2 separate regions of the Homo sapiens genome follow, and region 2 is linked to region 1. A link is an interaction called in ENCODE POLR2A ChIA-PET data of the cell type or tissue named here. Cell type or tissue: PC-9. All regions are shown on one strand.

Region 1 (4,000 bases):
TGCCAGGGGTTGGGGGAGGGAAGGATGGATAGGAAGAGCACAGAGGATTTTTAGAGCAGTCAAACTATCCTTCATGAGGGCCGGGTCTGGTGGCTCATGCCTGTAATCCCAGTACTTTGGGAAGTCGAGGCAGTTGGATCGCTTGAGCTCAGGAGTTTGAGACCAGCCTGGACAACACAGAAGCCCCATGTCTACAAGAAACAAAAAAAATTGGTTGGGTGTGATGGCTCACACCTGTAATCCCAGCACTTTGGGAAGCCGAGGTAGTTGGATCACGAGGTCAGGAGATCGAGGCCATCTGGGCCAACATGGTGAAACCGGTCTCTACTAAAAATGCAAAAATTAGCTGGGTGTGATGGCACACGCCTGTAGTCCCAGCTACTCGGGAGGCTGACGCAAGAGAATTACTTGAACCCAGGAGGCAGAGGTTGCAGTGAGCCAAGATCGTGACACTGCACTGCAGCCTGGTGACAGAGTGAGACTCTGTCTAAAAAAAAAAAAAAAAATTAGCCAGGTGTGGTGGCACATGCCTCTGGTCCTAGCTACTTGGGCAGCTGAGGTGGGAGGATCGCTTGAGCCCAGGAGGCAGAGATTGCAGTGAGCCGAGATGTCACCACTGCACTTCAGCCTGTGCAGCAGAGTGAGACTCTGCCTTGAAAGAAAAAAAAAAAGGAAAAAAAGAAAAGAAAAAACCAAACTATCTTGGGTGAGACTATAATGGTGGATACATGTCATTATACATTTGTCCAAACTCATAGAAGGTACAACATGAAGAATGAACCCTAACTTAAACTGTGGACTTTAGTTAATAATTATGTATCAATATCAATGCTTCCATTGTAATACTTGTGCCAATACTAATGCAATATTGACTCCTCCATTGTAACAACTGTACCACACGAATGCCAAGCTGTTAGTCATAGGGAAAACCGGAACAGAGGGAGTGTGAGCGGGGCATGGGAACGCTGTATTTTCCACTCGTTTTTGCACACCTAAAACTGCTAAAAAAATCTATTTATTTAAAAAATTTTTTATTGGCTGTGCATGGTGGCTCATACCTGTAATCCCAGCACTTTGGGAGGCTGAGGTGGGAGGATCACATGAGGTCAAAAGTTCAAGACCAGCCTGACCAACATGGTGAAACCCAGTCTCTACTAAAAATACAAAAAAATTAGCTGGGCGTGGTGGTGCACGCCTGTAGTCCCAGCTACTTGGGAGGCTGAGGCAAGAGAATTGCTTGAACCCAGGAGGCAGAGGTTGCAGTGAGCCGAGATCACAACATCGCAGTGGTGTGTTCTTGGCTCACTGCAGCCTCAAACTCAAGGGCTCAAGTGACCCTCCTGCCTCAGCCTCTGGAGTAGCTGGGACCACAGGCAGATGCTCCCATGCCTGGCTAGTTTTTACATTTTTTGTGAAGACTGCATCTTGCTATGTTGCCCAGGCTAGTTTCAAGTGATTCTCCCCCTTCAGCCTCCTGAATCACTGGGGGAAATGTGGACAATTTTCTACGTAACCAGCACAGAGATGAAAACTGGCAAGGCACCTGGCAGGTGTTTGTGGAGTTTATTTAAAGAGCAAACCCACTTGATCAAAGGGAGATCCCTGGGGAGGTAAAGGGCCCTGTGGTCAGGTGGGTTGGGAAGGTCCAGGATCGATTTTCAAAAAGAAGGAAGTGGGGAACAGGGTGCAAGACAAGTAGATTGAAAGGCTAAAGCGACTGCGAGATTGGGCCACGACGAAGTCGCAGGTGATGTTGGTTTCAGGGTCTGCTGTGTAGGAGCAGGTCCCCCAGAGCGGGTGGGGGATGGACAAATGGGCTGCGGGACGCCCAGCTGCTGTGATGACCTCTGGGGTGTGTGGGAGGGAGGGAAGGAGAGAGGTGGTTGTGTTGGGGAAGCGGGGCCTCTGTCTGTGAGCCCACAAGTCGCCCTGTGGTGGTTTTGTCCCCACTGCTTCCTTCCAGGTGAACTTTTCTATTTGACGTTTGGTGACATTGGGGAAGTGACATTGGCCTCCCTGCTCTCATCTGACTCAGCTCTTCCCTGCGGTGAGGGGAGGGCTCAGCTTGGCCGTCTCTGCAGAAGTTCTCCATCCAGCGGGAGAAACTGACCTGCTAACCAATGAAGGATGAAAAAGGAGCCAGGGCCAGATGATCCTGCCAGCGGAGGTCACCACGGAGCTTCCCCAGAGGCTGCACAGAATGAAGTGGCTTGCTGGGCAACAAGGCTCTGAGGTCAGGGCTGACATGGGGGGTGGAAGGGTGAGGATCAGAATCAGCATCTGGTGACGTCAGCCTGCGTTTGGGAGCCACCCAGAAGTTCCATGTGTGTCAGGGAGAGGCTGGAAGGGCAGATGGTAGCCCCTGGGGAAGGCATCCTGTCCAGCGAAGAAATGCGTTCCTTCTCCTGCAGGTTGTGAAGAGCAGCAGCAGATTTAAATTTAGTAGCAGCAGATACATTGCTTCAAATTCTGGTTTTGAGTCATGTTGAAGCCAGATACACTTTTTGCTCAAAAGTAGAAAAAATGCCCCTAAGTCCAGCATAATGGATTTGCTGAGTGCACTGTAGCCATCTGAAAATACACGGATGTGTGCAGCACAACCACACTGCACACCTTAGAATGTGGAATGATTTTGCACACCAATTCCTGGTGATTCCACTGAGGAAGTAAAGATAAAGGACTGTGCTGTCTCTTTCCTCTCTGGACTGCTGGGGTCCTTGTCCAGGTACTGGTGGGCAGCTTGGACCCGTGGAGCCTGTGGGAACCGTGGCTCAGCTCTGTGGCTCCTGCCTGGTGTACTTGGTGGGGGACATCACCTCTCACGATCGGTTTCTTCTGTAAAGCTGGAGGACAAAGCTTACTTCCCAAGGCTATTGTGAGGATTAGGTCTGATGAATGTATCTTCCAATGCTATTGTTGGGTCTTTTTTTTTTTTTTTTTCCTAATGTGTAAGTAGTCACTTCAGATCTTAATTAAGGAGTGGTTCCTGTCTGCAGATTTTGGGGGGGTCTCTGTGCCGTGTGAGCTAGTCTGTGACACCTGCGTGGCTCTATCTAGGAGATGGGAGTAGATCCCCTCTGCTAAAATTGATTGAAAAATTACAGTGGCTGATTGGTTAGCGTCCTTGAAATTTGTAAAATCTGCAACAAACCTAACTCTGATGTGTCTTACTTCACATTGTGAATATGCTCTTCTATTGCCTTCTCAGAATCCACGTACAGTTAGTGAGGGATTTTGGCTTTTTTAACAGGTAAGACTAATTTTGGTGCACATTGAGTATGTGCCACAATGCTTTACTAAATCCTCTGGATCTTTAAAGGTATGTTAGTTCTCAGAGGCTGCAGAAACACAGTACCACCAATCGGGTGGCTTAGAACAATGTCAACGCCTTGTCTCCCAGCCCTGGAGGACAGAAGTCTGAGGTGTCAGCAGCGTTGGCTCCTCCTGAGGCTGCGTGGGAGCCTCTGTCCAGCCTCTCTTCCGCTCCCGGCACCTCCAGTGTGCTGGGGCTGGTAGATGGCATCTTCGTCTCAGTGTGGCTGTGTCCAAATCCCTCCCTTTAATAAGGGCACCCGCCTATTGGATTGAAGCCCACCCTAATGACCTCATTTTAACTTGATTGCCCTGTAAAAACCTTATTTCCAAGTAAGTTCACACTCTGAAGTACGGTGGGTAGGATTTCAAAGTATCTTTTTTTGGGGGGGCGGGCACAATTTAACCCATAACAAAGGGCATCTTTGCTTCTGAACTATTAGCTGATTTAGTCTTCCTACCATTTAATGAAAATTCATTTGCAATTACAGTTGTGCTATCATTTCATTTTAGTGTTTATCTCTAAAGAAACTAAATTTAGTTCTTTATTTTCTTTCCTTACTCTTTTGTGTTGTGAACATATCATAATTTAATTTTTATATGGCTTTTTAAGTGGATGTGACTCTTGTTTCTTTTCTTCCAGCACTTTAGATCCACTCTAGAAAATGACATACGGTGCATCGCATAG
Region 2 (4,000 bases), 280 kb after region 1:
AACTTCACAAAATTAGATTTTAAATACATATAAACATATGTACACATATACACTACATAAGTAGACCATGTGTGCATTTCCTATAAAATGAATGATATTCATTCATTCATGTAAGAAATATTTATTGTACACCCACTATGTGCCAGGCACTATTCTAGACTTGGAGACAAACAGAAAAGAATTGCTGCCCTCAGCATTTATTTATGGGATGAATACAGAGAAGCAAACAATTTCTGCCTTTTATCATGCTGAACTAGAAATTATTTAAAAGGATATCCCTCTCTGCTATTTTAGGGATGGTTCAACCTCCCAAATTCAACTTTGTTAAAATAGTTGTAAGGAAGAGACTGGAGTCCTTTATAGGAAATTGTGTCTACTTTGTGTCTCAGAAGTACATTCATGAGACTAACAGACATTGAGTTGTTCCAATTTTTGGAAATTTTGAAATATCTCTCCAGTAGGAAATGGGTTTGCAGAGCTCTTCTCTCTTCCCTGGGAATTAAGTACAGCTAGCCATGGGAAATACCACTTGGGTTTAGAGTGGATGAAACCATCAGATGTGGAAATACCAGATGGAGGAATGGGAGGGAGGCTGTGGACAGCAAATGTGTTTCTCCAGTGTGCAAGATTTCTTGGCACTTTGATGAGGATGTTGTGTGTCACAACTGTAATGATGCAAGAATATTGTCCTTTGTCTTAAAATTGTGTTGCTCTTTGGCCATGTCAGCCGGACCCTGTGTGAAGGGGCTGGAGGCAGGCAGAGAAAAGAGATGCTCTTGTAATCATCAGGGACACACCTCAGACCTCTAGTTCCACAGGACCCGAGTGGTCGTGCTACCATCTCTGCACAATGGCAACCCTCAGGGACAGACTGTCACAATGTATGGCAGCACCAAGAAATTGGGGGCTCGTCTCCTCCAGCTCAGCGCCTACTCAAACCTGGAGGAGTTCTGGTCACAATGAGCACTTGAGCCTTTTCTGAGAGTCAAAATTAAAATCTGGTTCCAAGGACCAAGGCTTACCAGGTTTCCTGGGCAAAAGAAACCTAATTTGTGAGTTAGGGATAAATGAATCAGAAACATGAAAACTATTGCTGTGAGAACACTCAGAGGCTTAAACAAGGAAACGCAGGTCAAAGTTCTTGGCAAAATATGTTGGCGAATTGTCCTGGACAATTGGCAGTGCATGTCCCACATTATCCTGCAACAGTGACACGCTGTTAATAAGGGAAAGGGTATAATGTGAAAAGCTCTGATGAAGTGTGCTAGGTTACAGAGCCTTTTTGGTGGAAAATAATTCTAGAAATGGTCCTTAATTTGATTCCTTAATTGGCAATTGTCTTCTTAAAGTGTCAGAGTGAGGAAGATCAGCTGGTGTTTCCAGTATGTTCAAACAGCATGTTCGAAAGTGCAGGCCTGAGTTTGGGTTGCTGTATCTGAGCCTATCTGCCATCTCTGAGCAGAGTCAATTGCCATCTCAAGTCAGATGATTGGCAGTAACTTCTAGAAGATAATGTCAAATTTTTAATACAACTTTTTCTAGTTCTATATGATGTGCACTTGTGCCATTTGAGAAACTGTAGCATTAACTTGAAAGCTATAGTTGGCAAAGCGAAGTAATTAGGTTGAGTTTCTTATCATTCATAGCCTTCTAGGTAGACGCAGCAGCCGCTACCTCTACAACATTTTACTGACTCTTCCCTGGGTCAGAGCAATGCCACAGGTGCGAGCCCCCAGCTTTGGCAGCCTGCAGACGTCCAGAAACACTTCTCTAGGTGCCACAGTCCTACACACCTTTGGTCATGTTTGCCTAAGCTTTGGGACTTTGCTAATTTGCATGGGAGGGCTAAACCTCCAGCCCCCAACGGTGGCACTGGGGAGTAGACTAAGTGTTCCTGCACGGTGACCTTGAATGGAATCCAGCATTTATCACTAGTTGAAAGAGAGTGACTGCACTTTTAGGGGGTGCTCTGGGTAAGTTGTGTAGGTGGGAATTGAGATTTTTTAAAAATAACAGCCAATTTATTTTCCCACAATTCTAGAATCTACTTATGAATTTGAGGCGTGATATCTTTGGCTGTTAAGTGACACAGATTACCTGGCAGTTGCCTTTGTATGCTAGTGAGAACCCTGGACATATCCTGTTTCTCCTGACCCTTTACATAGAGATAATTGACTTGATGACCCATTGATCCCATCTGCCTACCTGCCAGTCATCATCCTTTGAGTTCCTGTCCCTCCCTACATGTTGAGGGAGGGACCTGGTGGGAGATGATTAGATTATGGGGGCAGTTTCCCCCATGCTGTTCTCATGATAGTGAGTGAGTTCTCATGAGATTTGATGGTTTTAAAAATTGTGCTTTCTCCTTCGCTCTCTCTCCTGCTACCATGTAAGACATGCCTTGCCTCCCCTTTGCCTTCCACCATGATTGTAAGTTTCCTGAGGTCTTCCAGCTATGTAGAACTGTCAGTTAATTAAATCTCCTTACTTTATAAATTACCCAGTCTCAAGGAGTATCTTTATAGCAGTTATAGCAGTGTGAGAATGGACTAACAAAAATAACCACCTCCAGATTGGAAATATATGAAAAGTTGAGAGTCAAGAAACTATAGTCCAGTCTAGACCACAGCATGGCCTCTTTTGGGGGGCCCGTGAACCCCTTGAGATGATATGCAAATTTTTATGAATCTGTGCACAAGTGCATTTTTAAGAAGACAATGCCTGGAACTTTTATCACATTCTCAGAGATGTATGCCACAGACTGCTGGTCTAGAGGGCCTTGGTAGCAGATTTTTATAGTAAGAACTGTCAAAAAGATTTTCCAGGGAAGAAGACCCTGAATTTGGCAGTAGATAAGAATAGAGCTAAATTTGACAATGCTTCCAAAGCTTTGGCTCTCAGCGGCAGGCAGGATGCAGGCACTTCTGAGGGTGGTGGGAAAATCGGTCGGAAAGACAGTTTTGGCGAATGTTAATCTTATTGTTTGTATCAAATGTTTGGCATGAATCTCTCGAAAGACATGTGTGCAGACCCCATCTTCTCAGCTGCATTTTGGTTTCTTTCTCCATGCCCCTCCAGGGATGGCACAGTATCTGAGCATCGCCATGTAGAATCTATGCTCAGTAAGTGTGTCTCTTGATTGACTAATTGGTTGTCAAGGTCATGCTAGAAAATGGAAATTTGAAGGTGAATCTAGATTGGTTCATCTGCAGATGGTGGAACTGGCGATTATGATCCCTCTAGGAACCCAGCTCAGAGCTCTTGAAGAGGGAGACAAGAAGTAAATAACCCACTAAAGAAGCCGGGTCTGGTCACAGGAGAGGTGTTTCTGTGAACACTTTTATGAAAAGGTGCGATGTACTTGGGGGCAGTCAGGGCTCTGCACAATTAGTGAAGGCCATTGCATTTTCAGCACTTGACATGGGGTGGGTGATAAGGAAACTGACAAGTCTAGTCCCTGCCACGTGGCCAGCCTCGCAGGGCTGAGAAGGCGATGGGAGAGGGCTGACTTGTGGTCTGATTTGCCCAGGCCAGCGAGGTCCATGCTGTGACCTGGGTGAAATTACTAATGGCGCTCCCGTGCACCCCTAGCACATCCCGACATGGAAGATGAGTTCTGTGGACAGCCAGCTGTGAGGAGATGGCATGGTTAAAGCTCCCTCGCCATTGCCTCCTAGTTGCAGAAAAATATGGCAGATTCTTGGTTGCTGAGAAATGCTGAAGAAATGAAAAGACAAGATCAAGAGTTTAGATGAATTTAGTGCAAAACGTGAAGATGATCAAAGAGACAAGTGGGTGGCTAATGTGATGCCAGGCTACTTGGCATCGGTGTACTTTTTCTAGACACCAGGTCCTCGACACACCTTAAGGTCAGGAGGGGAAGCCCCAGTGTTCTCGGACAGGTGAGGTGGGAGCTGCAAGTGTCCTGAGGAGAGGGGCGGGCAGGACACTCACGTCTGTGCACGTGATTCAGGTCAGGACAGCCCCCCACCCGCCCTGT

What was found. Peaks named below come from ENCODE experiments on the same cell type or tissue, not always from the same donor. Only the 100,000 strongest peaks of a DNase experiment are listed, where the experiment ranks them.
Region 2: POLR2A ChIA-PET joins it to region 1 with 9 read pairs; 4 of 35 experiments call an interaction of 5 or more read pairs at or near these places.

Annotation. Positions count from the first base shown.
Region 1 is chr13:110,573,833-110,577,832 of GRCh38, reverse strand. No RefSeq gene overlaps it. Among named protein-coding and RNA genes, the nearest start is that of RAB20, 14 kb to the right of the region's middle. In PC-9, no CTCF peak of the experiment used is centred here; a DNase peak (open chromatin) is centred at 2,092.
Region 2 is chr13:110,291,011-110,295,010 of GRCh38, reverse strand. All of the region lies in intron 1 of COL4A1 (collagen type IV alpha 1 chain), which reads left to right. Among named protein-coding and RNA genes, the nearest start is that of COL4A1, 14 kb to the left of the region's middle. In PC-9, no CTCF peak of the experiment used is centred here; no DNase peak of the experiment used is centred here.